Linked DNA regions of Homo sapiens: region 2 is linked to region 1. Evidence: read pairs that join two places in POLR2A ChIA-PET (ENCODE). Cell type or tissue: PC-9. All regions are shown on one strand. Each heading gives the region's core, and the rest is flanking DNA. Links, peaks and the distances in the headings are about the cores only. Region 1 has its middle 20 kb from the start of CCL28. Region 2 overlaps C5orf34 (chromosome 5 open reading frame 34).

Evidence for each region. Peaks named below come from ENCODE experiments on the same cell type or tissue, not always from the same donor. Only the 100,000 strongest peaks of a DNase experiment are listed, where the experiment ranks them.
Region 2: POLR2A ChIA-PET joins it to region 1 with 5 read pairs; 22 of 35 experiments call an interaction of 5 or more read pairs at or near these places.

Annotation. Positions count from the first base shown.
Region 1 is chr5:43,430,213-43,435,212 of GRCh38, forward strand. No RefSeq gene overlaps it. Among named protein-coding and RNA genes, the nearest start is that of CCL28, 20 kb to the left of the region's middle. In PC-9, for the core only: no CTCF peak of the experiment used is centred there; DNase peaks (open chromatin) are centred at 2,409 and 2,999; H3K27ac peaks cover 1,698 bases.
Region 2 is chr5:43,486,977-43,493,987 of GRCh38, forward strand. C5orf34 (chromosome 5 open reading frame 34) reads right to left here. Exons shown (of 13, transcript NM_198566.4): 8 at 6,567-6,636; 9 at 5,744-5,914; 10 at 5,239-5,333; 11 at 3,655-3,753; 12 at 933-973; 13 at 1-135. It overlaps C5orf34-AS1 (C5orf34 antisense RNA 1), which reads left to right. Exons shown (of 3, transcript XR_007058763.1): 2 at 1,068-1,166. Among named protein-coding and RNA genes, the nearest start is that of C5orf34-AS1, 6.6 kb to the left of the region's middle. RefSeq lists an enhancer at 1,837-2,006. In PC-9, for the core only: no CTCF peak of the experiment used is centred there; no DNase peak of the experiment used is centred there.

The DNA.
Region 1 (5,000 bases), core at 1-5,000:
CAAGCCCCTGTGCTTGACCTGACTGCAGCACTTACCACCCTATACTGAAATGTCCTGTCTCCCTGTCCATCTTCCAACTAGCCTAGGAGATATTTTAAGATGGGGCCTGGTTTTTTCCACCATTAGAATATTAGTTTTTAATACAAGGCCTGCTACATTATAGGAACACATTAAACATTTGTTCAATTGCTAACTGAACCAGTATTCTGTGAGGGCAAATATTGTATTCATTTTCATCAAAAGGGCTATGAACGTTCAACTGATAAGACTTTTTTTTTTTTTTTGGCAACGGAGTCTCACTCTGTCACCCAGGCTGGAGTGCAGCGGCATGATCTTGGCTCACTGCAACCTCTGCCTCCCAGGTTCAAGTGATTCTCCTGCCTCAGCCTCCTGAGTAGCTGGGATTACAGGCATGTGCCACCACACTGGCTAATTTTTGTATTTTTAGTAGAGATGGAGTTTCACCATGTTGGCGAGGCTGGTCTTGAGCTTCTGACCTCAGGTAATCCGCCCACCTCAGCCTCCCAAAGTGCTGGGATTATGGTGTGAGCCACCACGCCTGGCCCTGATAAGACTTTTATGAATTAAAATTTTTTTCATGGAGAATAGAGAAAGGGTTTTTCTAAAGATGCAGTAGTTCTACATGGAGAAAATAAAGGAAAAATACAACCAAAAGTGTTGATATTGAGGGAGAAAAACATATCCCAAGAATGAACTTAACTGACAAGGCAAGTTGCAGGCCATTTCCCCAGAATTTGAGGAGCCCCAGCATTACTTGGACAAAGAGCTGGAGAGTATAAAAAAATAGAGCAGGAAGGAATCTTGGGAAGCATCTGGCCTATCCCTCGTTGGCTCAGAACAGATGAGTGACTTCTCCAAAGACACCAGGAACACAGCGATGTCCAGGTCATAGTGACTTTAGAAAGTGGTTTCAGGAGTACGGGAGGTGGCCCACCAGCTTGTATTAAACAAACAAAACCACTAACAAACTACAACAACTGAAAATACTGAAGCAATCATAGCAGGTAGAATATAGTAATGGCCTCCAAAGATTCATCCCAGTCCCTGGAACCTGGCAAAAGAGGCTTTGTAGACTTGATTAGAACCTTCAGCTGAGGAGATGATCATGGATTATCCAGGTGGGCCCAGTCTAATCACATGGGTTCTTAAATCAGAGAACCTTTCCTGGCTGTGGTCAGAGGAGGGTGTGACTATGGAAGGAGGATCAGGCAGACGTGATATGAAAAGGGATTGACCTGCCATTGCTGGCTTTTAAGACTGAATAAAGGGCCACAAGCGAAGGCCTGCAGGTTGTCTGAGTCAGTTTGGGCTGCCATAACAAAGTACCATAGACTAGCCAGGCGTGGTGGCTCACACCTGTAATCCCAGCACTTTGGGAGGCCAAGGCGGGTGGATAACCTGAAGTCAGGAGTTCGAGACCAGCCTGACCCACATGGTGAAACCCCCGTCTCTACTAAATACAAAAAATTAGACAGGCATGGTGGCATATGCCTGTAATTCCAGCTACTTGGGAGACTGAGGCAGTAGAATTGCTTGAACCCAGGAGGCGGAGGTTGCATTGAGCCGAGATTGCACCATTGCACTCCAGCCTGGGCAACAAGAGCAAAACTCCGTCTCAAACAAACAAACAAAAAAACTAAAACCATAGACTAGGTGGCTTATAAACAATAAAAATTTATTTCTTATAGTTCTCAAGGTTGAGTTTCTGATGAATGTTCTCTTCTGAGTTGCACGCACTGAATTCTCACTATAACCTCCCAGGGTAAAAGAGGCAAGAGAACTCTCTGGAGTCTCTTTTATAAAGGTACTAATCCCATTCATGAGGGCTCTGCCCTACCAACGGCCCCACCTACAAATGCCATCACAGGGGGATTGTATGCATTTTGGGGGGGATACACTGAGTCTATAGCACAGGTGGTATCTAGAAGCTGAAAAAGACAAGGGAGCAGATGCTTCCCTAGAGCCTCCAGATGGACACTTTCCTGCTGATGCCTTCATTTTAGTTCAGTGAGACCTGTGTTGGATTTCTGACATACAGAACTACAGGATAATAAATGTATCTTGTTTTAAAGCACTAAGTTTGTGGTCATTTATTACAGCAGCAAAAGAAAAGTAATACTGGATACACAGACAGAAACTCATACCCTATAACCCCTAAGCAGTCCAAGTAGGCAGAATTCCCCACTTCCTTACTTCCTTTCCACCCTTTTGTAGTTTTCAAAGATACCTTGAAGTTGATTTTCATCTGATCTCACCTGGATTGGTATGTGGAGAAGGAAGCAGAGGGCTTGCAGAGTGGTTTGTCTTAGATGTCACACCCTGGGAATGGGAGAGCCCTTTCCAGGATTGGCCTGGGGCCCAAGCCAACTTCTCTGGAGGCCAGATTGCACAAGAGCAACCTATGCCAATCATTTTAGAATCTAGAGAAACATCAGAGTCTCTGCTGGCCAGGGAACCAGGCCTACCACTGAGAGACTATTGTCAGACATTGAGCAATCAGCTGTGGACCTCCAGGAAGAGGGAACTGTGGTATTTACACATGACTTTCCAAGAGAAACAGGGCCTCTGCAGCATACAATGTGTTCCTAATAGTACTCTCAGGAATACTTTACTACTGTCATTAAGATATGTTATATGTGCCTGTTATGTAACCACTGTCTCACATTTTAGACTTTATTTAGTATCACCCAGATATTTAGGGGAAATTTTCTCTCTGCCTTCCACTTTATGTGCATGCTGTCAATATCACTGACCTGGAAACTTGGGCAGTGCTCAATATAAGACCAATTAATACCAAATGAGTAAGGAGGTGTGAATTCAGATGACCACCTTCTTTGAAGGCTCACACAGAGGTCTTAGGAAGATCACGATATGTGCTAGACCTCTAAACTGATATTCCCCTCCTGTTCAGGCATTTGTGGGGTTGATGGAATTGGAATGCTGCCCAGACCTTGAAGCAACAATATTAATTGCGATACTGGATATGTAAGTCAAACTGACTCCTTGCAAAGTCAGAAGAAATGGTAAAATGCTTCATACACCCTTTCATTATTATTGTTATTTCTGGCAAGTAAAGAACTGCCAAGGAGATGCAGGTGGCAGAACCTTTGATTTATGCAACGTGCAAAGTAATTGTGGAGACTGATTATTAACATGAGTTTCTCAGATCAATGAAATGGCTGTGAAGTTTCTGGCTTGGAATAGATCTTGGTACGTAGCTAGAGTCTGATGAAATAACAAATTAAATAATAAGGACAGCTATGTGGGCTTAACTGAGGTGCTGAATCCAATGTGGAAACAGAGTAGCTTATCAGTAGCTCGGCTCACTGACCCACGAGAACAATCAGCACCAGTCTGAGGTGTGTTACAGGGAGAGTCAGGTGCTGGTGTCAGGCCAGAGCTGCTCTGTAGACTGAGAATTGCATTTGTGATAGCAAATTGAGATACCTCTATGTCATATAAAAGTATACATGCTTATTGTAAAACATGATACAATATATAAAGTAAAAGCAGAAGTTCCTTATGGCCCACTCCCCGAACTCCTGAGGTGACCACTGTAAATTGCCTGGTAGCTAGGTTTCAGAATTGTTTTCTACACTACACACATGTATATGCCTATTTTACAAAAATGGAATCATCTTGTTTTATTACTGGCCTTTATTTTTAAAATATTTCATACAGACATTTTTGCATATCATTACATATATCTACTTCATCCATTTAAATGATTTAGCCATTAGTATTCCATTGTTTGCACAGTAGCTTAGGCTACTAATCCTCTAGTTAGACTTTCAGGTGATTTCCAGTTTTGTCTCATTTTATTTTTGCCATCTGAAGCAACCAATATAAATCCCTCTCCTTTGTATACTTACTTGTTTGTTTCTTAGAATAAATTCCTAAAATAGAATTTCTGAGTGAAATGGCTTGTACTTTTAAAACATGTTACCAAATTTATCTCTAGCAAGAAAGTGTGACTTTATTGTTTCACCAACAGTGCCCATTTCCTTACACCTCTTGCCAATACTATTATCAATCTTTTTAAAATGTACCAAACTGAGAATTTTAAAAAACCCTTGTTGATGTTTTATTTTGCATTTTAGTTACATTAAATATCTTGGGATTTACATTTTAATAGATTGTTTCTATAACATAACAATTACAATGCTTGTAATAATTTGCAATAATCAGAAATAAAAATTTCTTTCTTTCTTTTTTTTCTTTTTTGAGATGGAGTTTTGATCTTTTTGCCCAGGCTGGCGTGCAATGGTGCAGTCTTGGCTCACTGCAATGTCTGCCTGCCGGGTTCAGGTGATTTTCCTGCCTCACCCTCCCGATTATCTGGGATTACAGGTGCCCGCCACCACGCCTGGCTAGGTTTTTTTTTGTTGTTTTTTTTTTTTTGTATTTTTAGTAGAGATGGGTTTCACCATGTTGATCAGGCTGGTCTCGAACTCCTGACCTCAGGTAATCCACCTGCCTCCGCCTCCCAAAATGCTGGGATTACAGGTGTGAGCCACTGCGGTTGGCCAGAAATAAGCATTTCTTGATGTAACTGAGAAGTTAAAAGTACTCCAATCACAAAATATCTATAAATTCATAACAAAACTAGGTGAAAATCAACCTGTTACCACATCTGCAGATTCCATTAGAATTAAGTTCAGTATGTCTTTTCATCACGTGAAACAGACATAATAAGTCACATAGAAGAAATTACAAATTAAGATATTCCTTAAGGGCTCTAGCTTTAGAACTTTGTGAATAAAATTTAGATCAACATTTTCTTTTTTTAAGGTCATGATTTGGGCCCAGAGGAAAAACCATAGGAAAACAAATAGAAAACTTTTGACCGACACATTATTATTATTATTATTATTATTATTATTATTATTATTATTATTTGAGATGGAGTCTGGCTCTTGTCGCCCAGGCTGGAGTGCAATGGCATGATTTCGGCTCACTGCAACCTTTGCCTCCTGGGT
Region 2 (7,011 bases), core at 1-5,000, 57 kb after region 1:
ATGCTATTGATACTCTATTTTCATTAACTTCTCCTAGCAAGGTTTCTGAAGATCCTGGTTTATAATGATCAAAAGACTGTTGTTCATTTTTCTTGTTAGAAATCTGGTTTAGGATACCACTATTTTCTAGTAGCACTAAGTTGCTTAGTTAAGGAGGTTTTCCCCACATTTTTCACTATATAAATATCTTTATATACAGAAAGCATAGGCTTCATATTAAAATATTTCTCAGCTGGAAGACCTCTTGGATTCATAATACAGTTGGAACTGCAAGGCTTATCAAGTCTGCTCCTTGTAGATGAAGAAACTAATTACAGTATAAGGGAGGGGGAAAGAGAATAGAGTGTGTATGTGTGTGTTTGGGTGGAGGTTTGGTGGTAAGGAGGAAATGAAAATTTCAGTAACATTTCTTTAAGTGAAGAAATGACACGGGAATTAAAGAGTAGGATGACAGGATTATAAGGAATCTGTGTAGTGTCTATTTTTAATTTAAAAAGATTTAGAGTGAAAAACCTGTTCGCTATAGAACTAACTTATTTGAATAAGATTAGAGAAAAACCACAAGAGAAAACAAATTTAGATGAATTGGGTGAGAATGTACAGAATGAAATATTTCATTTAAAAAAAGAGGTCTTAAACAGTTATAATTTTATTATATAATTATGTAAGTGAAAAAGTCTCCAAAGGAGACCTTAACCCTAATTAACTGTTCTTTGCCCAATTTAAACTCAAAGAAAAGTATAAATGTTAACATGCTATACCTTCTATGGACAAGATCCATCTTAAATTACAATCTTAGGTATTTGCTGACTCAATAAAGGTTAGCAATATATTAAGTATAGATTAATATTCACAAAGTACTGAAGTCATGAATTAAGCCTAGAATGAAAGAGAGTAATTATGTAGGACAGTGCATTCTGTTTAAAGGATACAGTTAAACTTCTGTATCTTTTCAAGTTCAGAAGCAACAGACCTGTCCAAGGAAAAAGAAAAAATTCATTCAGTTGTCTGATTCTTTTGTATTCATGATATTTCAAATAAGCATACCTGACTTTTTTTTTCATTAGAATTTTAAACGGAAGAACGCAGAAGAATTCTCTTTATGTTACCTTTATTTAGCAACAAATCAACTTGACTCAACTGATACTTACTGAGTGCCTTTAAAGGTAAGTGAATAAAAGTCTACCCCTTGTAAATCCACTTCAAGGAATTTGTAATCAAATATTGATGTTTGAGGATAATGGGCCTTCCTGTTACTTCTTAGTACTAACCTAGCTTACACTCTACTTTCCTCCCTAAAGTTTACGCAAACTTTACAAACCTATTAAAATCCCATTCCTTCTGTGAAAGAACTGCTCTCTCCTTCCTTGAATTCCTATAGCATATTAATTAATCACATACTTATTTGTAATATCTTCTCTTGAACTATTTAACTTCCTGCTCTTCCTACCTAGATTGTTTCTCTCAGAAGAAAGGATTTTTTACTTTTCTGTACTTGTGCATATATTAAGACCTCATTTATATGGAACTCTTTGGGAATGGATGGTATGGGAGATCCAAGTTTTTAAATAGTTGAATTACGTGTCAAAACAACTATTTTTTATTAAATTCTTTCTGGAATAGACTACCTACTTATTTCATTGTTTTTTTAAGCACAGAGGGTTAACATGATGAACATTAGCTCTTATACCATGTTCTATAGAAAGATAGTGGGACAACTGGTATGGAGTAGAGGGCTAATATATACGTCTCCAGCAGAACCCCTAAGTGTGTGTTCTTTATCCTTTTTCTTATCAAGTTAGAATGAAATATGAGCAATGGCATACAACTACAAACTGTAACTTGACTAGCTCTCTGCAAAATTAATGAAGACATTAGTCTAAAATATTCAAGTCACCAGAAAAATCTTCACAGTTCGTAGTAGGTTGTGTGACTTGTCTGCTTTATTGGCTTTACTACAACAGATCACATGCACCTCCCTGTCAGCTTGTACTCTTTCCCTTGTACTCCAGCCTATGGATGGAGAATGAAAAGAAATATTTCATAATTTTAAACACCTGTGGCAAAGAACTTGGATACAACTTACCCCAACAACCAGCTGATTGTTCATTATTGCAAAATATCTTTTTTTTTTTAAACCCAACGCATTTTTCTGGATGTAAGAAACAATACAACCTTTATTGTTATTGCTCTCATAATGAACGAACTTTTTATGAAACGTACTATTTGTTGACTAAAAAGTTGAATTAATAAGCTAATAATGGAGGGTGTGGCGGAAAAAAAATACTAGAATACAACTTAGGTAGCTTTTTATTGTACAATCTTGTTTCTTCCTTCAACCTACCCTCTTTGATAAGAAAAACCGAAGTGGAGATACCTAAGGCTTTATAGGGGGAATGGAGCTACTCCTCAATTTCTTTATCTTGCCTCTGCTGTTCCTAGTTGCTTTCACCTTTAGCTACTATCACCAATCTCTACTTGCAGTTTTTAGTGTGTATTGACAGCCTCTTCTCAGCTTTCAAATAAAAAGGCTGATGATATTTTACAAACTGCCAGCTAAGCAATGGTGAAGTGATGGTTTTATAGACAAGTACAATTTTCCTTCCATCACAATTGTTTTTTGCTAGTTACTTTAGCAACTTTTCTGCTTCCAAACAGGCTACAGCTAAAGGATGAGGGATCTGCAAAGCTGGATCCTTAAGCTACCTGAGATATTCAAATAACGCTTACTGATATGATTTGATTTGTTCTAAGAAAGGGCTTAGGAAAAGGTAACAAAAATTGGCTTAATGTTTACATTTTGTTTCACTACACTATGTTAGGTCACCTCACAAAACTTACTTAAAAAGCTTCCCAAATTGTTCCTGGTATCCCTGTCTTCCCATATATTCAGGTTAGACTCTCAGTGACACTAATCTTCTAATGACCTTTCTTCCTATCATTTTTCCATTTAGGACTTTCTAATTCCATCAGGTCTGAACTCCTATTTATTATAAGATCCATTCCTAGCCCTCAAAACTCATACTATATACTAATAGATAGCATATGTTCCATAAAAACTATCTTCTATCTCCACAGGCTAAAATATCCTTTTTACTTCTGCCCTTATTTCCTCCCTAAAATGTCTTATATTTTCACAGAAAGTTCCCTTGAAGCCCAGTTCTAGTACCCTGCACACTGAAAAGCACACAGGAGGGACTAAAATACTTGCTTTATTTGATCTGCCAGTTAATTTGGGAGAAGTAACTAATATGACAGAAATTATTTAAAAATCAATGTTTTCTGAAAGCTTATGTTATTAAACCTTTTATTTCCTTCAACATTACTAAAAATTTAAGAATCCCCTTTAAATTTTTCCATAAAGTTTTCAGGATGAATTTGTCACATAAAAAGAGCCACTCATTTTCATGTTAAGTTTTCAATGCAAGGTTTTCTTACCTTTAGGTAAAATAGAATATGATGAAATGTAATAAATTAGATGTCTGATTAGAAATTATTTTCAAGCTTAAGCTATCAAAAATACTTTAGGAGTTAAACATATTCAAAACTAAGAAAGTTTTTTTGGGGAAAAAAGTCTCAGTTTACCATTTGACATTTTAATTTTTTTTAAAGTATTAGCTCTTCTAAACAGATTTAAGTTTAAAAGAAAAATACCAATTTTCTTGGAGAACAGAAGATGACGAATGAGTGGGCATCTCTCTGGGACTAGTCTGGGTCAGTCTCCTGCACCATGATGTTACTGTTGTCACATATCTAAAGTGAATACATTAAAAGAAATACTTGAAAAATGAACTTGAATACATTATAAAATTATAAACAAATGTAAAAATAAGACAATTTGGGAAAAAAGGATAAAGAAAAAATGTTAAAGTGAAGCATTTACTGGGCAATTCTCAAAATATTTTTCACTGGTCATAGAAAAGCCAAATTTTTTCCATTATTCATCAAGAATAAAATGATTTACTTATATTTGTGATTAATACAAGTGACATTTAAGAATCAAAATAAAGGCGATATTTGGATTTCATTTAAAGTTCAATTTTAAATGTTCTAATTCTTTTAGTTTTTCAAAGTAAAATGCGTTTAAGTTTTATCAAAAAATATTCACACAAAATAAGACTGACTGAGCATTTGCTTACTAAAATTTAAACCAAAAAACACCTGCTAATGCATATACACATATGCTTGTATGCATATGTGTAATTATATGTAACTTACTACATATCTAAAACAAGTATCAAGTTTAATAAAATGAATGATCTGAAATGATTGGCTGAATCAATAGAAATGTTTGCTAAAGAAACTATCTTTTTTGAGGCAAATCATTAATAGCAATGAATGAGCACTTAGACTGAAACACAATAAAACCCAACAGAAAAATACATTCAAGAGGTAACAAAAAGCTATTATTTTGTGAATATTCTCAAGTGAAATCACTAAAATGTGAAGACTATCACAAGATTTACTGTAATAAATTAGATAAACCAAAAGAAAAAAAATTCATAAAAAGCTGAAGACTCTTCCCCATTTTAAGATAATCATTGCGTAATTTTATCCACTTTATAGAAATATACAGAATTTCAGTTATTTGTGGTTGCAAATCTTATTTCAAATTGGCTAGAGGATTAGTTAATTGTTAACACAGCTGACCATATCCAACCTCCACAGCAAATCAGTATGTCTATAACACATTTCATTTTGAAAAGTTACTTGAATACAAATGAAATGATTAAAGCTGACCTGAAGGCCGGGCATGGTGGCTCATGCCTGTAATCTCAGCACTTTGGGAGGCCAAGGTGGGCAGATCACCTGAGGTCGGGAGTTCAAGACAAGCCTGACCAACATGGAGAAACCCCATCTCTACTAAAAATACAAAAATTAGCCGGGCATGGTGGCACATGCCTGTAATCCCAGCTACTCAGGAGGCTGAGGCAGGAGAATCGCTTGAACCCAGGAGGCGGAGGTTGTGGTGAGCCGAGATCGTGCCATTGTACTCCGGCCCAGGCCACAGGAGCAAAACTCTGTCTCAAAAAAAAAAAAAAAAAAAAAGCTGACTTGATCTATTTAGTTATGCTAAACACAAGTACAGCTATCAACTCTGAAACGACTGAAATGCCTTCATTATTATCCACATGGAAAAACTAAAAATATATATAACACTTAAATAATGCTTATTGCTTATTCTCTGTTAGTTAAAAGTAAAACATAAAAATAATTTTTAAAATTGCTTTTCAGTACCTTTCATATGGTTCAGGGTGTTCAATCTGAATTAACTGCTCTTGTCCATCAGGAAAAGTTAACTTACACCAACCTAAGTTAAGACCTTGATTTACCTGAAGAAGTAGAAAGATAAGTTTTATCATTTTAGAACTGAAAAAAAGAACATAAACAACCTATTCTAACTTCATTAACTTAAAGAAATAAGTAGAGGAATCATTAAAGATGCAACAGTTTAAATGTTGTTTACATGAGATATGGGTGTTATTTAACCACCACTCATATAGGTAATTATCAAAGCAAATGAAAATACTAATCCCTTTCTCTATAATCAGTTATCTTTAGAAAAGTGACTATTTGTCAAATCATTCTGATTTTTGCTAGGAAATCCAAAGAGATCAGTAAAGCTTCTTGACAGATTTTATACTTCAAAAAATGAACTGAAATAGTGTGGTACTTTGTTTTCTTTGTTCTGTTTTCCACAGATTACCAATAAAAAATAGATCTAAGTCTGAAGTATACCCACCTGTCTCTTCTCAATAGGAGAGCTGAAATTCCAATTTAGGGTTAGAGTAATGCCATCTAAAAAGATAGCATGTACTTTGTCATCAGAGTAGGCAAGAAATCTTCCCACACTGGGTATGAGTGACTCTTTCAAAACCAAAGGCAGTATATTGCTATCATTTATCCCAGGTACCTAAAACCAAGTAAATAAAAATAGCAGGAAATAGAGTTATCTAAGAACAAGATTTAAATGAATATTAATGACTCTAGGGCAATTTTGGATACTTATTCAGAAGTCAAATATTATAAAATCCTTATATTTTAATTTTTCCAGAAGTGGATACCCAAAACAGTCTTTTTTTCAAGCAGATTCAGTTATAATATATTTGTAAAGTCACTGTTCTGCTCTGAACTTTACATCCATTATAGACAAAAATTAGGAGCTTACAGGTTTGTAATTAAATGAATATAGATACAGAAATCAAAGTCTGAGAATCACTTCCTCCAAATCAGCATTAAGGAATTTATTTTTACGGTTATGAAAATATAGAACACTATAATATCATGGTTTATAATGACTAATGATTTTACATACTTCAAATCCAATCAGTTCCCCTATCCTTTCCTCTTCATGAAAAATAAGAACCATATACAATAAAACTATAACATAAAAGCCTGAACTTTCAGTGTTTGTCTACTAGGTAGGTATTTTTCTGAATAAACCAACATTAATGTTACAAGAATTTCTCACATGACTTAGAGGAAAACTGTTTGAACTCAGAAGTATGGATATAAACAATAAAACAATTTAAAAATATCTTGCTTTTAAAATAATTTTAACATACCATTTTCCAGCAGCATATACGATAGTTATGGCTTAAAGAAAGTCTCATCTTCACACAATGTTGAAGAATTCTGTGAACACAAAAAATACTACTTAAACATTTGCAAATGACATTTTCCAATTCTAGCAACCCATTTTCACTGCCATACAACATTTTAGATGATCAGTAAATCATTTTCACTGAAATGTGTTGGGAACTCTTTTTTTCTCCAGAAATCCTTAAGCCCCTAGAAGGGAAATACTGTTGCTTCCCTTTGTGCTAATCTTACCTACTTAAGGCTATTCCTTTAATTTTTAGCAATGAAATGATTCCATGGACAGAATTTTCAGGAACTCCTTTTTTAAGAGGTGATAGATTCACACTGCCTGGAAAGTTTCACATAGGCTAAAAATGGTAGGGATGTGAATCAACTATCCCTAGGAAATCAAATTACAGAATATGCTTC